Linked DNA regions of Homo sapiens: region 2 is linked to region 1. A link is a loop called in an ENCODE intact Hi-C map of the cell type or tissue named here. Cell type or tissue: GM12878. All regions are shown on one strand. Links, peaks and the distances in the headings refer to the core of each region. The heading gives the core; the rest is flanking DNA.

What was found. Hi-C counts contacts between places; a loop is a spot of excess contacts. Peaks named below come from ENCODE experiments on the same cell type or tissue, not always from the same donor. Only the 100,000 strongest peaks of a DNase experiment are listed, where the experiment ranks them.
Region 2: a loop joins it to region 1, with 3 times the contacts of the local background. A loop is called at or near these places in 1 of 110 quality-filtered maps.

What each region holds. Positions count from the first base shown.
Region 1 is chr6:39,527,691-39,533,078 of GRCh38, forward strand. All of the region lies in intron 13 of KIF6 (kinesin family member 6), which reads right to left. Among named protein-coding and RNA genes, the nearest start is that of KIF6, 200 kb to the right of the region's middle. RefSeq lists enhancers at 2,687-2,826, 2,937-2,996, 3,017-3,096. In GM12878, for the core only: no CTCF peak of the experiment used is centred there; a DNase peak (open chromatin) is centred at 2,941; H3K4me3 peaks cover 312 bases; H3K27ac peaks cover 661 bases.
Region 2 is chr6:39,643,603-39,648,990 of GRCh38, forward strand. All of the region lies in intron 3 of KIF6 (kinesin family member 6), which reads right to left. Among named protein-coding and RNA genes, the nearest start is that of KIF6, 79 kb to the right of the region's middle. In GM12878, for the core only: no CTCF peak of the experiment used is centred there; a DNase peak (open chromatin) is centred at 3,354.

The sequences.
Region 1 (5,388 bases), core at 119-5,118:
TTATTTTTCTAGCCTTATTTCTTCTGATTTCCTGCACACCTCCAAAGCTCTGGCTAAACAAATATCCCTGCCAACTCTACACGGGTTTCCTTGTGTCCCTGCTCCCAAGACTTTGCTCATATTATTCTTTTTTTAACTTGTATTTTTAGTTGTAAATGGACAAATTATCATTGTATATATTTATGAGGTACAAAGTGATGTCATGATTTATGAATTCAATGTGGAATAATTAAATAACACTAACATATCCATCACTTCAAATACTTATCATTTCTTTGTGGTCAGAATATTTGAAATTTACTCTGTCAGCAATTTTGAAATGTACATTATTTATTATATTCATTATGCAGTACAATATATCTCAAAGTAAAAGACAACACTTCTCCCATCTAGTTGAGGCTTTGTACCCTTTGACCATCATCTCCCTATCCCCTCCTCCCAGCTTTTGGTAACCACCATTCTACTCTCTGCTTCTTTGAGTTCGATTGTTTTAGATTCCATGTATAAGTGAGAACATGTGGTATTGTCTCTCTGTGCCTGGCTTATTTCAATTAGTATAATGATCCCCAGTTCCATCTATGTTGTCACAAATGGCAAAAAGTCTTTCCTTTTAAAGGTTGAACAGTATCGCATTGTGTATCTGTACCACATTTTCTTTATCCATTCATCTGTTGATGGACATTTAGGTTAACTCCATCACTTGGCTACTGTAAATAATGGTGAAGTGAACATGGGAATGCAGACATGTCTTTGACATCTTGATTTCAAATCTTTTGGATACATATTGATTTCAAATCCAGAAGTGGCATTACTGGATCATATAGTAATTCTATTTCTAGTTTTTCTAGGAACCTCCATATAGTTTTCCACAATGGCTGTATTAATTTACATTCCCACCAACAGTGTACAAGGGTTCCCTTTTCTCCACATCCTCCCCAACACTTGTCATCTCTTGTCTTTTTGATAATAGCTATTCTGACAGGTGTGACTTGGTATCTTATTGCAGTTTTTAATTTGCATTTCACTAATGATTGGTGATATTGAACATTTTTTCATGTATCTGTTCATAGACTGGAAGAATTAATATTGTTAAAATGTCCATGTTACTAAAGTGATCTATAGATTCAATGTATTCCCTATCAGAATTCCAAAATCATTTTTCATTGCAATAGAAAAAACAAATTCTAAATTTCATATGGAACCACAAAAACCCCTGAATATCCAAAGCTATCATGAGTAAAAAGAACAAACAGCATGGTCCTAGCATACAAATAGACTCATCGACCAATGGAACAGAATAGAGAGCTCAGAAATGAACCACACATGTAGACTCAACTGATTTTTGACAAAGATGCCAAGAATACACAAGGAGAAAAAGAGACTCTTCAATAAGTGGTGTTGGGACAACTATTTATATGCAGAAGAACAAAACCGGATGCTTATCTCACACCATATTCAGAAATCAACTCAAAATGGACTAAAGAGTTAAACTTATCTGAAACTGAAAAATTACTAGAAGAAAAGATGGGGGAAAAAACTACATGACACTGATCTGGGCAATAATTTTTTAGATTTGACCCAGAAAGTGTAGGCAACAAAGGCAAAATTAGACAAATGGGGTTACATAAAAATAAAAAGCTTCTGCAGAACAATGTAAACAACAGAGAGCAGAGGCAACCTATGAATTGGGAGAAAATATTGTAAGCCATACAGCTGATCAGGGATTCATATCTGAAATAGATAAGATATTTATAAGAAAATCCAATAACTCTACAGAAAGAAAACCAATAATTCAATTTAAAAATGGGTGACCTGGCCAGGCGCAGTGGCTCATGCCTGTAATCCCAGCACTTTAGGAGGCCAAGGTGGGCAGATCACAAGGTCAAGAGATTGAGACTATTCTGGTTAACACAGTGAAACCCCGTCTCTACTAAAAAATACAAAAAATTAGCCAGGCGTGGTGGTGGGCGCCTGTAGTCCCAGCTACTTGGGAGGGTGAGGCAGGAGAATGGCATGAACCCAGGAGGCGGAGCTTGCAGTGAGCCAAGATCATGCCACTGCACTCCAGCCTGGGCGACAGAGCGAGACTCCGTCTCAAAAAAAAAAGGGTGACCTGATAGACATTCCTCTTAAGAAGACATATAAATGTTCACATTATTCTTTAAGACTGAGATGTTCTTTCTTCCATCTTTGAATGTCCAAATTCTGCCCATCCTTTGAGATTTAACTTTCATGTCACCTGCTCTGTAATGCTTTTCTCAACCTACTTATTAAATCCTCTCCTTCTCCTTTGAATTCACAGAGTATTTCTTCCAATTCCTGCTTAGAGCACTTGTTATTTCAGTCTCTGCTCTTTGGGTACAAAGCCAGCCTCCACTGTTTAAATGTAAGCTCCCCAAACCAGAGACCCATTCTCCGTTCACCTTGGCATTGCCTACAGCATGTACCCTGGTACCCTGGGCCTTTCTATATACACAGCAGGGACTCAACAAATTCTCATTGAGGAGGAGATAAGGGTCTGGAGCCTCCAGGCTACAGCTTTGGCTTTCATTTCACCTTTTAAAATGCCAATGGCATCATCTGTGATGAGTGGGTTCTGTTGGTATCTCAAAGAGTTAAAGGAGGTGGTGAGTCATCAGGGCTCTCAGAACACTGACTGGTTCCAGGTGACTATTTAGAATAGGCAGTCAGAAAACTAAAACAGAAAGAAATTTTTAAAAAACTCCAACCTTAAAATGCCTCCTATTTTAAAGTGAACAATACAACTCTTTCCAAACTACGGAGCGGAACAATCTCTCTCATTATTTCAATGAAACCAAAACAGACATTTAAACTCCAAAACAACAACAAAAAGCCCCAAAGCCCCTAACCTTCCTTGGCCATGTCAGGCTGCTTGCGCAATGACTCTGCAGGGCTCTCTAGGGAACCATGAATTCGGTTTCATTTTCTAATCTGAAGGGAGTTATTTTCAGCATAAATTGGTAAAGTGGAGGTGAATGGGAAATGAGAGAGGGTTGTCAAAGGGGAGACAGTTTCACAGCAGTTTCAGAGATGGTCAGATTTACTTACTTTCTGCATTAGAAGCAGCCCTAGGGACAGTTAATAGAAACTGTTAACACTGACATAAGGCAGAAATTCTTTCAAAACAACATACTTATTAATTTTTTTGTATTTGGTTTAGTTTATACAAGCCTCTTGTATATAAAATAATGGAATAATAAAAGCCTGATCAGCTCCTAGAATCTTAAATATTGTAATGAACTATCCCATTACCTGTTGCTTTGCCGCCTTGATTCATCCACAACAATTTTCATCCTATTTGTAGTTTTGCCAAAAAAAAACACATCAATCCCCAATCAATCCCTCCCCCAAATGGTGAGATCATTATCATTCCATTTGTGAGCCTACCTCTGCTTAAAGTTATTGGTAGAACTATATCCAATAACAGTGAAAACAACTCAAAAACCCTTTCAGATAGAAGTCTCTTCTTCAAAACTTTAACCTCATTTGTATTTGGACCTTACAAAAAATTTCCATTCTTTTTTCAATGATTTTCTATTCAAGTAAACTTTATTCATTCTCCAAACAAAACTCTAGTCTGTCTCAATAGCAATATCAAGGGAGGAAAAGAGTTACTGAAACTCTTGACTATAATTATAAGGAAGGAGAGTGATTATAAGATGCTGTGGGGAAGAAGAATTATGAGAAGGGAGATGGTGTGGGCAAGAAGACATAGAAATAGAAAAGGCCTGGCACACAACAAGGGGCTGGGCAGTGATATCTGAGGCCATTTCTGCATGGGTACAATAGTGTGTGCCTTTGGAAAAGGCCAGTAAACAGAGCTCCTCCTCTATCATAAGCCATGAGGTTCTAACATGAGTACCGATTTTATTTCAGCAGAGATGCCAATCCCATGCTCTCTATAGCCAACAATGTCAATTGGGGAAATTGTGGGGCCAGGGAAGGCACTCACGGTTCTTGTCTCCATGAAAAGCCTCACCAGCCACCCAGACACCAGGGGGCCAATCCTCACCCTTACCCCCAGCATCCAATCTGCCCCAGATCCCTGTCCACTCGACCTCATAAATGCTTCTGATGCCCCTGCCTCTCTCTCATCATCCCTGTCCTTTGGCCTGGACTTCTGCTATGGCCTCCTAACTTGTCATGCAGTCTTAGTGTCCTCTGTCAATCCCTTCTTCCCATGTCAATCAACCTGTCGTCCCAGCCTTTCACTCCCCAGATCCTAACCACACCTGGCTTTTGTACTTCCTAAAATGCTCCTTCCACCACAAAGGCCTGGAAAGCTATTCATGCCATTGATTCTCTCTGCTTGTAATATTCCTTCTAGCCACATTTCTACCTTCACCCCCGCTTTTGGGATTTTCCTGGTCTTAACCGGAGGTTGGCTTCCTGGTATGTGCTTTCTCAGTAATACAGACGTGTACTTCTGTAATCGATTGTTCAGTGGCTGTCTTCCCTGTCAATCTGTACATACTCTGAGGTCAGAGGCTGTATTTGTCCATGTATATTTTATTCTGTAATATGGAATAAAACAAGAACTTATAGGATAAAGATTAAATGAGTTAATCCAGGCAGAGAACTAGAATAGTACCTGATGTATATAAGGACTGTGTAAGCTGTGGCCATAGTAATACTAATTAGCACTATGCCTAGAACAAAGGATGTGCTCTATAAATTATTTGTTGAATGAAAGAGGAATGAATAAATGAATGAATAAATTAATGAATTCAGCAATCCAGATGGCCCCCTTTTCCCAACCAGCAAAGATGTATAGAAAACTATCACAGGGAGGAATTATTGATCTTCATTGTCTACTGCCATCACAATAAGTGGTAAAAACAGCAAGTTTGGTTTCCTGGGATTTTGAGTTCATTCTACCATGTTGCTGAAAAAATATTCAAAGCAAGGAGAAATGGAATTAAGAGATAAAGAATTGTAATGTCACAAAATGTATTTCCATGCTTCTCAATCTTGTCTTAACTAAAATATATGCTTCTTAATGAGCACCATACTGCTTAATTATTTCCAGGCTGAATCCTTCAGAAAACCATGCATGTCAGGTAGTCCATTCCAACACATGTTTATACAAAACATTTCATCTTAGGTTGCCAAAAAGGGAAGGGCTTTACCCATTTGTTCTAGGACATTCCATAGATCTGGTTCCTCAATGTGTTTAAGGGAAAGGCATCAGTCACCTGAGTGCACATCATGCTCTGCTGGCCTAACAGAAACACACGCGAATGAACTTGGGCTCCCAGCACAGTCTGTAGTAGCAGGACTGACACACCTTTCAAAAGCTGGAAACAGGAGGGAGGGCAGCCAAGATGGCTGAATAGGAATAGCTCTGGTCTAAAGCTCCCAGCGTGA
Region 2 (5,388 bases), core at 253-5,252, 120 kb after region 1:
ACAACTGGATATCCACATGAAAAAGAATAAAGCTGGACCTCTACCTCAGGCCATGTACAAAAATTAACTCAAAACGAATCACAGACCTAATGTAAGAGATAAAACTTAAAAGAAAATCTTGCAAGAAAACTTAGGAGTAAATCTTCATGAGCTAAATTAGGCAATGTTTTTTAGATATGACATCAAAAGCACAAAGAGCCAAAGGAAAAAAATAAGCTGCACTTCATCAAAATTAAAAATTTTGTGTTTCAAAAGACACAATCAAGTAAGTGAAAAGACAACACAATGGAGATAATGTATGCAAATCATATCTATCTGGCAAGGGACTTGTCATCATATCCATAATCCATAACATACAAAGAAATCTTACAACTCAATAATAAGAAGACAAACAATCTAATTAAAAAGCGGGCAACAGATTCGAATAGACATTTCTCTAAAAAGAAATGCAAATGGCCAATAACATATAAAAAGATGCTCAACATAATTGGTCATTAGGGAAATGCAAGTCAAAATCACAATAAGATGCAATTTCACACCCACTAGTATGGCTAAAACAAAAAAAAAAAGAGACAATGAGAAGTGCTGGTGACAATGTGGACAAATTGGAACCTTCATACATTGTTGCTGGAAATGTAAAATGGTACATTTTGAGGTCTTAACAGTTCCTCAAAATGTAAACCTAGTATTGCCATATGACCCGGCTAGGTGTATACACAGCAGTATTAAAAACATGTGTCCACACAAAAATTTGTAGTGAATGTTCACAACAGCATTATTCATTATTTAGCCAAAAAGTGGAAACAACACAAAGTGACCGTCAGCTGATGAGTGGATAAACAAGATGTACTGTATCCATTCCATGGGATATTATTTGGCAAGGAGAAGGCAGTACAGATACATGCTACAATAAGGATAAAACTTGAAAACACATTAAATTTTAAAAAGCCAGTCAAAAAAGATGATATATTGTGATTCTATTTCTAGAAAATGTTCAGGATAAGAAAATTCCATAGAGATAGAAAGTAGGTTAGTGTTAGACAGGGGCTAGAAGGAAGGGAAAATGGAGAGTGACTGCTAATGGCTATGGTACAGAGCTTCTTTTTGGCGGTAATGAAAAGGTTTCAAAATTAAATAATGGTGATTGATGGTGGCACATTTGTACTAAAAACAACTAAATTGCATGCTTTAAAGAGTAAATGTTTTAGTATTTGAATTACATCTCAACAAAGCTGTTGTAACAATAAAATAGTAAAGAAGAGTCTATACTCACTTGCTAATAACCAGATGTGTATACTATCTTTTCAGTAGTATTTTTTAAAGACAGAGAGAAGGGTAATTAATAAAAGGAATGAAAAGCTAATGATACATTTCAGCAATGAAGAGTGAGATAAACATTTTTGTTCAGAAGTATTTCTGAACTTCCTAAAATCAACAATGCAGGCTGCTGCTTAATTCATCTCAGCTAGAGACAGTCCTAATATGTAAATAAATCAACCCTTTATAAACCCAGAGTTTGATGATCAGAGGAAATTTCCATTGTAGAAATTCTCTCCTTCCTTTTGCAAAATGCACTTTTCCTAGAAGTTTAAATTAGGAAGCTAAGGTAGTTTGTCATTTCTTATCTTTTAATATTTGCATGAATTAAACAAAAATAAAGCCTCAACCCTTTTGGAGATTATAAACTGAAGTGTCACTCCAGACACAACACATTTACATGCTAGAAAAAAATACAAGTCATTTTAAAGTTTAGTTTTTCCATTTGTATTACTCTTTGTTTAACTAGGCTCCAAGTAGAAGATTGTCTGGAGGATCTGCACAAAGTGAGACTTCATTTTGTTTACCTCCGGATGCAAAGGCTTTAAGAACCTCAAGATACAGCCTTGCATTCCAGGGATGAAGCCAACTTGATCATGGTGGATAAGCTTTTTGATGTGCTGCTGGATTCGGTTTGCCAGTATTTTATTGAGGATTTTTGCATCGATGTTCATCAGGGATATTGGTCTAAAATTCTCTTTTTTTGTTGTGTCTCTGCCAGGCTTTGGTATCAGGATGATGCTGGCCTCATAAAATGAGTTAGGGAGGATTCCCTCTTTTTCTATTGATTGGAATAGTTTCAGAAGGAATGGTACCAGCTCCTGGATTAAGAAAATGTGGCACATATATACCATGGAATACTATGCGGCCATAAAAAATGATGAGTTCATGTCCTTTGTAGGGACACGGATGAAGCTGGAAACCATCATTCTCAGCAAACTATCGCAAGGACAAAAAACCAAACACCACATGTCCTCACTCATAGGTGGGAATTGAACAATGAGAACACTTGGACACAGGGTGGGGAACATCACACACCGGGGCCTGTTGTTGGGTGGGGGCAGGGGGGAGGGATAGCATTAGGAGATATACCTAATGTAAATGATGAGTTAATGGGTGCAGCACACCAACATGGCACATGTATACATATGTAACAAACCTGCATGTTGTGCACATGTACCCTAGAACTTAACGTATAAGAAAAATATATATATATATAAAATAAATAAATAAAGATGAGAAAATGGAGCCTCAGAGAGGTAAAAAAAAAGAATCTCAAGATACAATGTCTAAATGAAAGTAATCAACAACAAATCATTATTGTAGTAATAATTTAGTTCACTAAACCAAAAAACAAGACATGAATTATAGTCCCTCAAAGAGACAGCATAGTTGAAAAAAAAAGAAACAAAATATAGTAATAGGATCATGGATTTTATAATTGATGTCAGCAGAGGTCTTCTAACTACATTTTGTCCACCCAAAGAATTCCCTCCAAGGTATTTCTGAAAAACAGTTACACAAAGTATGCTTAGACAGGACCAGGTTGGACTTAGAGAACTGGGCAGGGCTGATTTCATTTTTGAGAGGGGAGGGGCAGGTGAAGCAGCACCTTAAAAGTTTAGTCTTAGTTTAATAGTTAAGTTTAACAGTTTAGCTTTAGAAAAATTAAAAATCAAAGGCAAATACATTTTATATGTATTTAAAAACAGTTGCTAGAAGCAAAACGTACTAGTTCACTCAGAAAACACAAACCAAACAATTGGTACTAAGGACAAATTTTTTAAGCTAATAGAAATACGCTATATACATGTTTAATCTGACAAAACATCTTTGCATAAATCAACACAACTAATTTGGAACAAATGAAAATTAAGCTCCCCTATTTTAAATACACAGTTCCGCCTTATCCATACTTGCCTTTCACACAGTTCTGAGATCCCGAGTAAGTGAAACTCAGTTATTTTGAAATCCCCAGAGCAGTTAACTTCTGTCTACTGTAACCCTCTTTCTAGAATAAAGTCTCTCAATCCCTCATAAGCAGTCCCAAGGGGCAACTGGATCTTTTATAGAGAAATACGGTAAATGACTCCTAACTGTTTCACTTTCAGAATATCTCACAGTGCATAAATTCAGTAGCTTAAATTTTAGAGATTTCAACCAAAAACAATAGCAATTCATAATTAGCACAATTAACACAATTCAGTTTTGCCATATATAAAAATAATCTTCTCATTGGTTAAGCCAAATGAACATGGAACTTGTAAAATTTCCAGCAAGATTTTGATCACGGGGCATTTCCTGTGCTGCAAAGAAGGGAGAAAAAAATGTGAGGAGGCCGACACTTCTGGGGAATTTAAGAGAATAGTAGACTTTGAGAGGTCTGTTTTTCTGCCTAGCAAGCTTTCTTAGTCCCTCTTATGGTAATAGGCTCCCAGTCTCCTTCTACAAGCTCAAGAGGGGCAGGCAGGTGTATGGACCCCATGACTCAGGCCTGGCCAGTCATACCACTTGATCCCATCTTGGTTCCTCCAACCACTGTCCCACCTGTAACAGCTATTATATCATTACAAGAAGCTGGTGACATGACTCAAGCCGAGCAAAAAAGAGTGCCTTTGTGTCTCCTGTATAGATTTTGAGAAGAAAATAAGTTTTATTTTTACTGGGGTCCCTACTAGAGGCCGTATCCCCTGCCCTTCAGCACAAGGAAGCAGGGCCAAGTAAAGTTCAGATGGGTGAAGGATTATGGCTATGTCAGGAACCTAGGTCAAACAGTGAAGGCCCTGATTTTTTTTTTTTTTTTTTGAGACAGAGTCTCCCTCTGTCACCCAGGCTGGAGTGCAATGGTGCGATCTCAGCTCACTGCAACCTCCGCCTCCCGGGTTCAGTTCAAGTGATTCTCCTGCCTCAGTTCCCTGGGTAGCTGGGATTACAGGCACCCGCCATTATGCCCAGCTAATTTTGGTATTTTTGTAGAGACGGGGTTTCACCATGTTGGCCAGGCTGGTCTTGAACTCCTGAACTCAGGTGATCCACCCACCTCAACCTCTCAAAGTGCTGGGATTACAGGCATGAGCCACCAAGCCCAGCTAATGTTTTTTAACTTTCTTTTTTTTTTTTTTGAGACAGAGTCTTACTCTGTCCACCAGGCTGGAGTGCAGTGGCATGATCTTGGCTCACTGCAAACTCTGCCTCCCGGGTTCAAGCGATTCTCCTGCCTCAGCCTCCCGAGTAGCTGGGACTACAGGCAACTGCCACCATGCCTGGCTAATTTTTGTATTTTTAGTAGAGACGGGGGGCGGGCGGGGGGGGGTGCCTCACCATGTTGGCCAGGCTGGTCTCGAACTCCTGACCTCAGGTGATCCACCCACCTTGGCCTCCCAAAGTGTTGGGATTATAGGCATGAGCCACCATGTCCAGCCAAGGGCCTTGATTTTTATATCACTCCCTTCAGTTCTTCTTTGAGCTAAACCAGTTATGTGAGACAAGAAATCCTCTCTGCTTTGAGTTGGAATTCAGTTACATGCAACCAAGAGAATCATAATTATTGCAAAGTTTCCAGAGTGATCTGAAAGACACCTCTTAGTCCTTGATTTACAGCAAGGATCTCAAGCTGGCAGTAAAACTTGCCTACAGGAATGCTTAAACTTAACTAAATTTGAATGCCTTTTTGCGAGACATGTTCTTCAGTTTGCTGTGGTCCCCAACATTCCCTAACATCTTAGGATCAACTGCTTCCTAAAGGTATGTTACTTGCCTAGACTTGAAAGCAGGGCTGCATCACTGCATAATCACAGTGCAGTCCATGCGAATGCCGGTGCCCCCTCACCTTTGTGCAGTGCCTAGCCATTTGTGTAGGCCACTGTGAAGCATGTCCCCTGGAGGTGTACAATATAGAAGTCCTGCGTAAAGGCATGTGAGTTTAGTTCCCCTAGTTTAGATACTGTCCTTTCTAAAAGCATGTTTTGGCCCAGGGCAGTGGCTTATGCCTGTAATCCTAGCACAGGAGGCAGATGGATTGCTTCAGCCCAGGAGTTTGAGACCAGCCTGGTCAACATAGCAAGACCCTGT